Regions from separate parts of the Homo sapiens genome. Here all the other regions are linked to region 2. A link is an interaction called in ENCODE POLR2A ChIA-PET data of the cell type or tissue named here. Cell type or tissue: OCI-LY7. All regions are shown on one strand.

Region 1 (4,000 bases), 550 kb after region 2:
CAACAGAGTAAGGCTCCGTCTCAAAAACAAAACAACAACAAAAAAACAAACCTAGGCCAGCTATAGGAGCAGTACATTTTATTTCTCTGTAGTATTGGGCTGTATGAATATACCACAATTTATTTATGCATTCTTTAGCTCATAAGCATTTGGGCTGTTTCCTGTGTTTAGCTATTAAGAATATTCTGCTGTGAACATTCTTATCAATATCTTTTGGTGAACAAAGGCACTCATTTCTGTTGGTTACATATTCAGGGTAGATTTGCTGGGCCAAGAGGGATTTTGTATATTAGTTTTGATACTGCCAAATGGTTTTCCAAAGTGGTTAATATGAATTTACACTCTCACTAGCAATATGAGTTCCCAGTTGCTCTTCTTCCTCACCAATACTTGGTACTGTCAGCCTTTTAATTTAATTTGGGTATAGCTGTCTTTCTTTTTGAACTATAGGAAAGCTTTACATATTCTGAATACAATTACACTGTTGGTTACATAGGCTACAATTTTCCTATTTAATGGCTTGTTTTACCCTAAAATTAAGAGGGCCATAATTTTAGTGAGGTCAAATTTTCCTTCTTTCCAAACAGTATCTCTTAGAATTTCTTTTGTTTTTTGAGATGGAGTCTTGCTCTGTCGCCCAGACTGGAGTCAGGTCTGCTAGACATAAATTATTTCAGTATTTGCTTATCTGAAAAAAAGTCTTGATTTCTCTTCATTCTTTATAGATATTTTTTTGCTGGATTTAGAAATGCTAGGTGGCCAGTTCTGGCTTTCATGGTCATTGCTGAAAAGTCTGCTGTCAGTCTGCCTATGGCACCCTAGAAGATAATCTGTCTTTTTTCTCTAGTTGCTTTTAATATTTCATCTTTGGTGTTCTTCAGTATCACTAGGACAGGTCTTAGAATCAGTTTCCTTTTATGCATTCTCGTTTGGCACTTGTTGGGCTTCTGAATCTGTGGATTACTATTATCGATTAGTTTTGGAAGGTTCTGTCTTTCTCTCTTCTCCTTCTGGGACTCTGATTAAATGTGTGTTGGATTTTCTCCTACAGGATTTTTTCTCTTTTGTATCTTTCATTTCGCTCTCTGTGATGCATTCCAGGTAACTCACCTTAACCTACCTTCTAGTTAGGTCAGCAAACTACAGCGCAGGGGCCAAATCCAGCTCACTGCCTGTTTTTGTAAACAAAGCTTTACTGAACACAATCATGCGCATTCGTTTACATATTGTCTACGGCTGCTTCTGCACTACAATGGCAGCGTTAAGTGCTTCTGACAGAGGCTATCGATAGCCCTCAAAGCTGGAAACGCTGACTACCACATTCTGTTCTAGAGCACCACTGCTCCTTTCAGTGGGTCTAATCTGCTCCAAATACAGCCACTGAGTTTACACCTGAGTTTAATCATTACATTTTCCTAGAAATTCTATTTGGTTCTTCTTCAAATTTGCTATGACACTTCTTAAGATTTTATATTCCTTACTGGTATTTTCAAGTTTGTCTTTGATTTCTTCTAAACTCTGTAAGCCCCAGCTGATTTACAGTTTAGGTAGTCTGTGCAAAGGTGATTTCTGACGCTTATTCTGGCTCTTGCTCATAGTTCCTGGTTTCCTTGTGTGTCTCATTGAGGGACAGAAATTACTTGTAAGAGTAATTCGAAGGCTAAGTAAAGTTCCTTTCCTTCAGGGTGGGCCTGCGCTGCCTCTGCCAGACACCTGGAGGCAGCATCACTCTGGAACCATATCAGTCTAGTCAGGGGCTGAGACCTGTCAACATGGAGTCCCAGCTGAAGGGTCTCTTTTAGACTCCCCACTTTGTGCATATCTTAGTTGGTGATTTTTGTCCCTTTACCTTTGGGGTTATTAAATAGAAAATTCACATTTTCTCAGATTAGTAAATGCTGTCAGGGCACAACTGGCTTCTGGGCTCCACTTCTCTAGGTCCCCATTTTCCTTTTGGCTTGGTAAAATACCTTGTTAGTTTATTGGTGCTTTTAAAGACAAGGTTTTTATGTTTTATCTAGCATTTTTTAGTAGTTTTCAGTAGGGAACTTGGTTCCCTTGAATGACTTAGTCCTCTACTACCAGAAACTGGAAATCAGAAGTTTCACTTCTCTCTTAAGAAAGATCACTGACTAGGACAGAGCCTATCTTCAAAGGAAAACAGAGATGATAAAGAAAATTTCTTCCTGAAGATGTATAAGAAACATATATTATGCCTACCACTTTATTAACTGCCGGACTAATACAAATTCTACCTTCAGAAAGTCACAATCCTTTCTGATAAATTAGGGTATCTTTCTTCATAAGGGCTCCTTAGGAGGTTACTATGATCTAAATGATCTAAATGCAGCCGGTGTCTGATGTAACAGTCAATTTAACCTCTCTGGGCCTTCGGTGTCCTCATCTCTTAAATGGCGATAATAATCGCACCTATCTTATGGAGGTGCTGTGATGCTTACATGAGTTAATTTGTATAAAAGACTTAAAATTGGCTGGGTACAGTGGCTCACGCCTGTAATCCCAGCACTTTGGGAGGCTGAGGTGGGCGGATCACGAGATCAGGAGATCGAGACCATCCTGGCTAACACAGCGAAACCCCGTCTCTACTAAAAATACAAAAAATTAGCTGGGTGCGGTGGTGGGCACCTGTAGTCCCAGCTACTCGGGAGGCTGAGGCAGGAGAATGGCGTGAACCTGGGAGGCAGAGCTTGCAGTGAGCCGAGATAGCACCACTGCAGTCCGGCCTGGGCAAAAGAGCGACACTCGGTCTCAAAAAAAAAAATAAGTAAATAAATAAATATAAATAAATAAATAAATAAAAGACTTAAAATTATGCCTGGCACATAGATAACTGCTAGCTACATAAAATCAAACAGCTCAGTTCACCAAAAGGAGTCTCTGGGCTACATATAGCGTAGCAGAGGGGATATATATGTTGCCAAATCTTCTTCCTCTTTTTTCTTTTTAAACAACCACTTAAAAATATAAAAACTGGCCAGGCACAGTGGCTCACGCCTGTAATCCCAGCACTTTGAGAGGCCAAGGCGGGCAGATCACCCTGAGCTCAGGAGTTAAGAGACCAGACCAGCCTGGGCAACGTGGCAAAACCCCGTCTCAACCAAAAACACAAAAAGAAAAAAAAAAATAGCTGGGTGTGGTGGCACAAACCTATAGTCCCAGCTACTTGGGAAACTGAGGTGGGAGGATGACTTGAGCCTGGGAGGCGGAGGTTGCAGTGAGCCAAGATTGTGCCATTGTCCTCCAGCCTGGGCAACAGAGTTAGACTCTGCCTCCAAAAACAAAAACAAACAAACAAACAAAAATATATATATGTGTGTGTGTGTGTGTACACACATATATGTATACATATAGACACACACACACAAACACCATTCTTAGATTAAGAAGTTAAACAACAACAAACCCCCCAAAAGCCAAACAGTGTATTTAGCCCACAGACTGAAGTTTGTCAACCCTTGGCCTAACAGGCAGGGGACTGATAGAAATCATGCAATGTGGTCAGGCGTGGAGGATCGTTTGAGGCCAGCAGTTTGAGACCAGCCTGGACAACATAGCGAGACTGTGTCTCTACAAAAATAAAAAATTAGTTGAGTGTTATGGTGCATGCCTACAATCCAAACTACTGGGGAGGCTGAGGCAGGAGGATTGCTTGAGCCCAGGAGTTTATGGCTAGAGTCAGCTGTGATTGTGCCACTGTACTACAGCCTGGGCAACACAGCAAGATCCTGTGTCTAAAGAAAAAAGGAATCAGGCAATGTGCTTTCAAAATACTTTCTCAGAAGACTGTGGAAGGAGGATCAAAATTCTAGTGATCCTCTTTAATCAGAGGCTGAGACTTCTGCACCTCCAAGGCAGCTGAAGGGAGTACAGCTTAAGAACCACACAGGGCTATATTTGCTGGATTTAGATATACAACACGAACTGACTACATTACAGTGAAGAAAACTGAATGGGTTTGATACATGTTGACGTGAATGAA
Region 2 (4,000 bases):
GCACAGTGGTTGCTCCCAGGGAGGGGAAGAAATGTACTTTTCATCATCTAAATACTTTTGTGATTTTTTTAAAATAAGTTTTACTTTGAGATAATTGTAGATTCACATGCAGTTGTAAGAAATAATACAGAGAGATCTCTGGTACCCTTTACCCATTGATAGCAGCTTGCAAGACAATAGAAAGCTATCTCAACCAGGCTACTGACACTGATACAGTCAAGATCCAAAACATTCGATCATCACAACTATCCGCCCTGGTTTCCTTTTCTAGCCACCCCACTTCTCTCCCACTCCTGCCCCCTCTTTAGCTGCTGGCAACCACTAATCTGTTTCCCGTTTCTACAATTGTGTCATTTCAAGAATTATATATAAATGGAAAAATACAATATATTACCTTTACAGGATGACTCTTCTCACTCAGTATAATTCTCTGAAGATTCATCAGATTGTTTCATGTATCAATAGATCATAGTTCGTTCCTTTTTATTGTTTTTTCTTTTTTTTTTTTTTTTTTTTTTTTTTTGAGACAGGATCTCACTCTGTCACCCAGGCTGAAGTGCAGTGGAGAGATCTCAGCTCACTGCAACCTCCGCCTCCTGGGCTCAGGTGATCTTCCCACCTCAATGTCCCGAGAGCTGGGACTACAGATGCATGCCATCACACCTGGCTAATCTTTTCTTTTTTCTTTTCTTTTTTTTTTTTTAGTAGAGACAGGATTTCACCATGTTGTCCAGGCTGGTCTTGAACTCTCCTGGGCTCAAGTGATCCACCTGCCTCAGCCTCCAGAGTGCTGGGATTACATGCATGAGCCACTTTATTGCATTCTTTTTGCATCATTGTCAACAAATTAGCTGGGCATACTCGTAGAGCTCTCTTTCTGGGTTCTCTATTCATGTGCATGTACTATCAAAAATTAATTTTAAAACTATATTGATGATATACAGCTATACTTATTAATATGAAAAAATGCCAACATATTGAGTAGAAAAAATATTACAAGAGGGTTATTTGGTATATTCTAATTTTTGTAAAACTTTTTTTTTTTTTTGAGATGGAGTCTCGCACTGTCATCTAGGCTGGAGTGCAGTGGCACGATCTCGGCTCACTAGAACCCCCACCTCCTGGGTTCAAGCAATTCTTCTGCTTCAGCCTCTCAAGTAGCTGGGATTACAGGTGTGTGCCATCACGCCTGGCTAGTTTTGTTTTTTGTATTTTTAGTAGAGATGGGGTTTCGCCATGTTGGCCAGGCTGGTCTCGAACTCCTGACCTCAGGTGATCCACCCTCCTCGGGCTCCCAAAGTGCTGGGATTACAGGCGTGAGCCCACCACGCCTGGCCAAACCTTTTTTTTTTTTTTTTTAAGAATGTGCCTTGTGCATATACATGGGGTCCACTCATAGCAAAGAACTTAAAATAGCATTTTACAAGCTGCAATCCCAGGGGTTCCCATGGAAGATTCTGAGGGGCTCACTGATTTGGGCAAAGCTGAACTCTGTGCCTTTACTTTGCTGATGTGTGATGCTCAATGAGAAGAATGCGGCTCTTCCCGGGATCTTTTGACTAAGGGATTCCCCACGTTTTCCCCCTAAGGAGCATTTCTCAGGGCTAGTGTTCCAGGGAGCGTACTCTGGGAAACTGGTCTGAAAGCCTCTCTGCCAAAATGTTAACAGTGGTTATCACAGAACTGTGGGATTCGGAGTGGTTTTTACTTTCTCCTTCTAACTTTTTCTGTTAACCGAAAAAAATCGATAACAATATTATTCAATACAAACACTAAAAAGCACCAGGTGCGATGGCCCATGCCTGTAATCCCAGCACTTTGGGAGGCCAACCCGGGTGGATGGCTTGAATCCAGGAGTTCGAGACCAGCCTGGGCAACATGCTGAAACCTTGTCTCTACAAAAAATACAAAAATTAGCCAGGTGTGGTGACATGCACCTGTAGACAGGAGGATCACTTGAGCCCCAGAGTTCGAGTCCAGCCTGGGCAATATAGGAAGACCCCATCTCTAAAAAACAAACAAAGAACTAACACAGTAACAAGTATTACTGTGACAAGGTGAGGGTGGTTGGGGGGGGGGGCGGCCACAAGGTGCCAGTGGCATAGGAGCAGGAAAAAAAGCCCAGGAAAGAATCTCCAGGAGGAAGGGAGAAGCAGAAAACACACAGCACCTGCAGTTCATTCACAGCAGCCGGAGCGAGGAGGTGGGGAGCCGAAAGCCACGCAGGGCTCCACAGCGCCACCATGTGACAGCAAAAGCTGACATCACAGCACTCAGTAAGACCTCACTGTACTGCAGCAGGGCCCTGGGGAGGAAGAGCTGGTCCTAATGCCACCCACATCGGGGCTGGTGGGTGAGGAAGAGGGGATGTGAAGTCACCTGTAAGGCTGGTGGTGGTTACATCCTGGAGACTTTGAAGAGTCGATTTTTTATTAAGTCCGCGTGTAGAAGAGACCTTGCTAGTTATATCCACAGACCACTCTTTTTTTTTTTTTTTTTTGAGACAGGGTCTTGCTGTCTCCCAGGCTGGAGGACAGTGGCACAATCATGGCTCATTGCAGCCTCGACTTCCTGGGCTCAGATGATCCTCCCACCACAGCTTCCCAAGTAGCTGGGACTACAGGCGCACGCCACAACACCTGGCTAGTTTTTTGTATTTTTAGTAGAAAAGGGGTTTCACCATGTTGCCCAGGCTGGTCTCGAACTCCTGGGCTCAAGCAATCCTCCCGCCTTGGCCTCCCAAAGTGCTGGGATTACAGGCGTGAGCCACTGTGCCCAGCCCACTCTCTTGTGAATTTCTCATTTATTTATTTATACCCTCCTTGTTCTGGGAGAAGACAAACAATTAAGCATGTCTCACAAGTGCTCATAAAAATAAGACAAGAGAGTATAAAATTAAAAGCAGTTGGCAGAAGAGAGAAGAACAAGGCTGGGTGCCAACCGGAGCCAGCAACCAGGCGTCTTCTCAGCCCCTCCTCGCTATCCAGGTGAGCAAGAGGCCTTGTTGTTCTGGAATTCCCAGTGGTGGGGGCAGGGGGAGGAACAAAGCAGGAGCTGGAGTCAGCAGGCAGCCCCCCGGCCAGGTGCGTCTAGAACAGGCTCTCACAAGCATGGAGAGAATGCATATTTAACACTGAAAAGTCCAGACGGCCCCAGGCTTCCATTGATGGCTCTCAGGCTGAGGAATCGCTGTTGAGACAGAGCTGAGATTTCCCAGCATTGAGATTTGTGTGATTTAAGGGACCAGGGTTCTGGGGGGAGGAGACATTGCAGAGGTAAAAAGCCAGTCCTCGGCCGGGTGTGGTGGCTCACGCCTGTTATCCCAGCACTTTGGGAGGCCGAGGTGGGAGGATCATGAGGTCAGGAATTTGAGACCAGGCTGGCCAACATGGTGAAACCCCGTCTCTACTAAAAATACAAAAAATTAGCCAGGTGTGGTGGCCGTTGCCTGTAATCCCAGCTACTTGGGAGGCTGAGGCAGGAGAATCACTTGAACCCAGGAGGCGGAGGTTGCAGTGAGCCAAGATCGCGCCACTGCACTCCAGCCTGGGTGACAGAGCGAGACTCCATCTCAAAGAACAAAACAAAACAAAAGCCAGTCCTCAGAAGTTGGCTTTCCCTCACATCCATTAGGATGGCTATTATAAAACAGCAGAAAATAGGCTGGGTGCAGTGGCTCACGCCTGTAATCCCAGAACTTCAGGAGGCTGAGGTGGGTAGATGACTGGAGGTCAGGAGTTTGAGACCAGCCTGGCCAACATGGTGAAACCCTGTCTCTCCTAAAAATACAAAAAATTAGCCGGGCGTAGGGGCCGTTGCCTGTAATCCCAGCTACTTGGGAGGCTGAGGCAGGAGAATCACTTGAACCCAGGAGGCGGAGGTTGCAGTGAGCCAAGATCGCACTGCTGCACTCCAGGCTGGGCGACAGTGCAAGACTCCATCTCAAAAAACACAAAACTAAACTAAACAAAACAAAACAAAACAAAACAAAAGCCAGTTC
Region 3 (4,000 bases), 140 kb after region 2:
GATAATTAAAACTGCTAGCAGACCCAAGTTGTGAGTAGAAGTTATATTGAAATGCCTGTAATAACTGTCATCTGTTTAAAAAAAAAAAAAAAACTTCAGGCTAAGAGAGTTAAGTGTGTATCATCTTGAGGACTTTAATTTTTTTAAAAGGGTCTGCAGAGCAGCTGGCATCCCATTCTGGGCAAAACAGTCGTTTTCTGAGATGGGCCCAGGTTTCTGTGCATCAGCACATGTGCTCTCAACAGAAGGCTTGAGCTTCATGCAGACGCTCAGTCCCCATGCCATGGCGTCCCCTCGCTGGGAAATGCCAGGCCCAGCCCCTCGGGACCTGTTGCAGGCTCCTTCACTCTGCCCATTCATCTGCCTCTCACTCACTCACTCTTTCTCTCCTTCCCTACCCACAACCTCCTGGCCACAAACCATCCCCAAGGATGAGCCATCACAGAAACCCTGGGCACACTGACGGGCCTAAAGGCCAAACAGGAAAGGGGAGAGATAGAGAGAGAAGGAGAGAAGAAGGGAGGAGAGGAGGAGGAAAACGGAATGGCCCATGGGAGGGAAGTGGAAGACAGTCCATGGGGCTCTCGGCACCTGTTGGAAAAAATAAGTTCCTGCCATCCTGACCTTTGTCCTTTGTTCCTCCCTGATGCCATCTTGTCTCATTGGCTTTTTGTCCTGGTCAGAGCTAGATCACATTGAGAGAGAGAGCAGGGAGCATCTGTGGGCAGAACCCGGTAGCCGGGGGTGGGAGAGGGGTTTCTCAAGGCAGCCCCTCCTTGGGGGGGGGTGTTGGTGCACACACTGGTCTGACCCTCCCTTTGCACGGTCCACATGGAGTGCTCCTCTTTGGGGAAAAGGACTGTGCCGCTGTCCCCATGTTGTGAAGCCCCCTTGAGGCCTCTCCCTCCCACTGGTGCATGTTCCTCCTTGGCCTGGCGTAGCTCACGTAGTACGTAGGTGCTTCAGGTTATTTCACACCGTTGACTCCTGGACTGTCCTCCATTCTTGGGGGTTTAGCAGCACAATGTAGTCTACAAGTCTATACCCTCAAGGGTGTGGTCTACCAGTCTGTGCCCTTAGGGTTAGCATCTACCAGTCCATACCCTTAGGGGCAGAGTCTACAAGTTCATACCCTTTGAGGCAGAATCTACAAGTCCAAGGTTGAGTCTCCACAGATCTCCAGCTGTTTGAGTGCAGGCTTCTCTCCTCACCAGACCCTGGGCTCCCTGAGGTCAGAAATTAGTCCCCATGCCTGGCACATAGCAGACAGGCAGGCAGTGCCCATTCACTCTTGTCCTGCCCCTCTTGTCCCAATCCCACCATGTCTTGCTGATACTGCACAGGGCATTAGCCTTGAGCGGGTCCGCTTCTCTCCAGCCCGTGGCCACTCACTTCCTCCCCACCCCCATGTCTCACCTGGATGCACTGCAGCTCCTGACTGGCCTTCCTGCCTCTGCAGTCAGAGGCCCTCCCTGCTTCTCAACCCTGCAGCTAGACTATAGTGTCGCCACATCCCTGCAGAACCAGGGCCAGCTTCCCTGGCTCTTCAGAGGCCCTCACACTGCTTCTCCCCACCTTACCACGAACCTGTCCCCTGCACACCTCCACTGCCTTCCCTTCATCCCTTCCCAACATACGAGTTTCTCCTTCCTGCACAACCCTGTCTTCTCCCCCACCGTGTTTTCTCCTTACTTGCTGTATGAACCTGAGCACACCGCCCTGCCCCAGTGCCCTGGGCCCCGCTTTCCTCTGTGCAGTGGGAGCACAAGGTTGTTACAAGGATGAAAAGCACACATGTAGTACGTGACGCACAACCAGCATTTCATGGAAAGGGAGCTATTAGCATCAGATCTGTCGCCATGTGGGGGAGGCTGCTGCTTTCCTGTGTCATGTTCCGGTTCGTCTTCTCAGGATTGCATGTCCCCTGAGGAGAGGGGATGGGCTGTGAACTGGCAGCTTTGGTGCAGCCTAGCCTCTAGCTCCCATGTAACAGATGCATTGGTCCCAGGCTCTGGCCAAGAATCCATTTTCTTCCTCATTTTCCTTCCCTACTGACCTGAGGCTCTGGCTGCTGTGTCTGACTCAAGAGTTTCCCAGGTAGTTCCTGTCTGCAGAGCCCTTGAAACACAGTTTGGCTCCTGCAGTGCGTTCCCCCTGTGCTTTTCCACTCTTCCTAAAAGACCCAGTGCTGCTCTGAAGTGTGAAGGCTGGATTAGATCCCACTCAGCTTGACCTGGTCTTGTGGAAGGAGGTACATGCAGACCAGAGCCCCTTCCAGGTCACTGCGACCCTCGGGATAACGTAGAGCCACCTATAGAGAAAGGCCCAGCTCTGGAGGAGACGGCGTTACCTCCTGAGCCCAGGAGCGAGCCTGCCTTGCCTTACTGTGGGCAGTAGGGAGTATGCCCATCTCAGCAGCAGGACTGGTCACAGCCTTGACAGCAGGAACAGAGCTGAGAGTGCCTCGCATTGGGGGCTTTCAAAAGCAACCACTCTGATGCAGCTGTTTCCAACCCCTGGTTGTAGACTTTGAGAATCTTTATTGTTTACAGCCTGGCATTTTGGCTGATCGGTGCCCCTTGACCAGCTTCAGGCACAGTAGTGTCACTGTAGCACCTGGCCGTGGTTGTACTTCTGACTCCATCCATGACAGGCAAACTGTCATGTGGGAGTTCAGTCAGGGTGGTGGGGAAAATTACAGAGGAGAAGTTTTAAGATAAAGTTATAGGAAATAGACACAAACCTTCTTGGAAGGCTGGTACCCACAGGATCCCCATTCCTTGTAAAGGTCGTGCACTGACACGCATCCTGAGGGCCAGTTCCACGTCCAGTGCCTCTCGCCTTTACTTCCACGTCAGGCTACTGTTTCCCTATCGAGGGCCTTCCTTCCTATTCTGTGATCAAATGGTTCACTGCAGTTCTAGAGATGGAGAAGCCAGGAGAGAGAAGCTGAGCCATTTGTTCCAAGTTAAGCTAGAGCCAGGGTTGGAATCCAGAACCCTATCATGAAAAATACAGCGTTAGATTAACATTTTTGAACTGCTTAATTGCCCATTTTTGAACTGCTTAATTGCCAAATAAATTTTGAGATCTCGTAAGGCTGGGTCAAAAGAAAAGTGTGTAGGCTGGACGTTGAGAGGCGTGTATTTCTCCTTCATGTTCTGACATGTTACAAAGTGTAGCTACAGGCTCTAAATAGAGTTCTAAGAATAAGTATAAATTAGAGCCCCTGTCAGGCTGTTGAAATGCAAACTGAGTAAAAATAGTTGTCAGACTTCTAGAACTGAATTTGAATCATTTTTCAGTCTGTACTAAATCTTTCTATAAAGGGTTGATGTTATTCAGATCAACACTTAGTGAATTACAGAGCATCCTAGAATGTATTGGAGGTTTTGCAAGAGTTAATTTGCCATGAAGCCATTGGCCAAAACGTAGTATTTTCAGTGGAGATATTGTGATTCCAGTTGCAAAAATACATCACATGAGAAGGAACTTAATAAGGAACTTTTGCATTCACCCATCTTCTCCCAAGCAACGCATTTTTGTTCTTTTACATCCTTTTTTCTTAGGATATTCAGGTGGTTTTTAAAAATAAGCTCCACTAAGGAGTTTATTTGAAAAGGGAGAAGATATTTTTTGGACCCAACATAATGCTAATGTTGCCTTTCTTTGGTGAGAAGAATGCCATCTTGTCATTCACACAGTGTGGCCCACAGGACTGCCTTCTTACCAGGATCAAAGACAAAACGGTCAGTGGCAGATCTCAGTTCATGTGCATGTGGCATTGGCCTCAGAACCTACCACTTGGCTTTGGAACTCATCTTTTGACATTATGTAAGGTATAGTTATTGTTTTAAATTAACACAAGGGCATCAAGGAAAAGGAGTTGCCCCTGGGCCTAAGGTAGACCCTACTGTGTAAACCAGTAGTTAATTGGGACCGTAAGGAAAGAGAAGACAAAGCCAGAGGTATCCCTAATAGTTTGCCAAATGGAGTAACA

What was found. Peaks named below come from ENCODE experiments on the same cell type or tissue, not always from the same donor. Only the 100,000 strongest peaks of a DNase experiment are listed, where the experiment ranks them.
Region 1: POLR2A ChIA-PET joins it to region 2 with 16 read pairs; 1 of 35 experiments calls an interaction of 5 or more read pairs at or near these places.
Region 3: POLR2A ChIA-PET joins it to region 2 with 7 read pairs; 8 of 35 experiments call an interaction of 5 or more read pairs at or near these places.

What each region holds. Positions count from the first base shown.
Region 1 is chr9:131,201,735-131,205,734 of GRCh38, reverse strand. The region is part of intron 30 of NUP214 (nucleoporin 214); the gene reads right to left. Among named protein-coding and RNA genes, the nearest start is that of FAM78A, 73 kb to the left of the region's middle. RefSeq lists an enhancer at 973-1,527. In OCI-LY7, CTCF peaks have their summits at 1,513 and 1,728; DNase peaks (open chromatin) are centred at 1,724 and 2,084.
Region 2 is chr9:131,754,029-131,758,028 of GRCh38, reverse strand. No RefSeq gene overlaps it. Among named protein-coding and RNA genes, the nearest start is that of RAPGEF1, 16 kb to the right of the region's middle. RefSeq lists an enhancer at 2,327-2,934. In OCI-LY7, CTCF peaks have their summits at 2,048 (motif pointing right) and 2,249 (motif pointing left); a DNase peak (open chromatin) is centred at 2,278; H3K27ac peaks cover 1,085 bases.
Region 3 is chr9:131,610,928-131,614,927 of GRCh38, reverse strand. All of the region lies in intron 12 of RAPGEF1 (Rap guanine nucleotide exchange factor 1), which reads left to right. Among named protein-coding and RNA genes, the nearest start is that of PRRT1B, 67 kb to the right of the region's middle. In OCI-LY7, no CTCF peak of the experiment used is centred here; no DNase peak of the experiment used is centred here.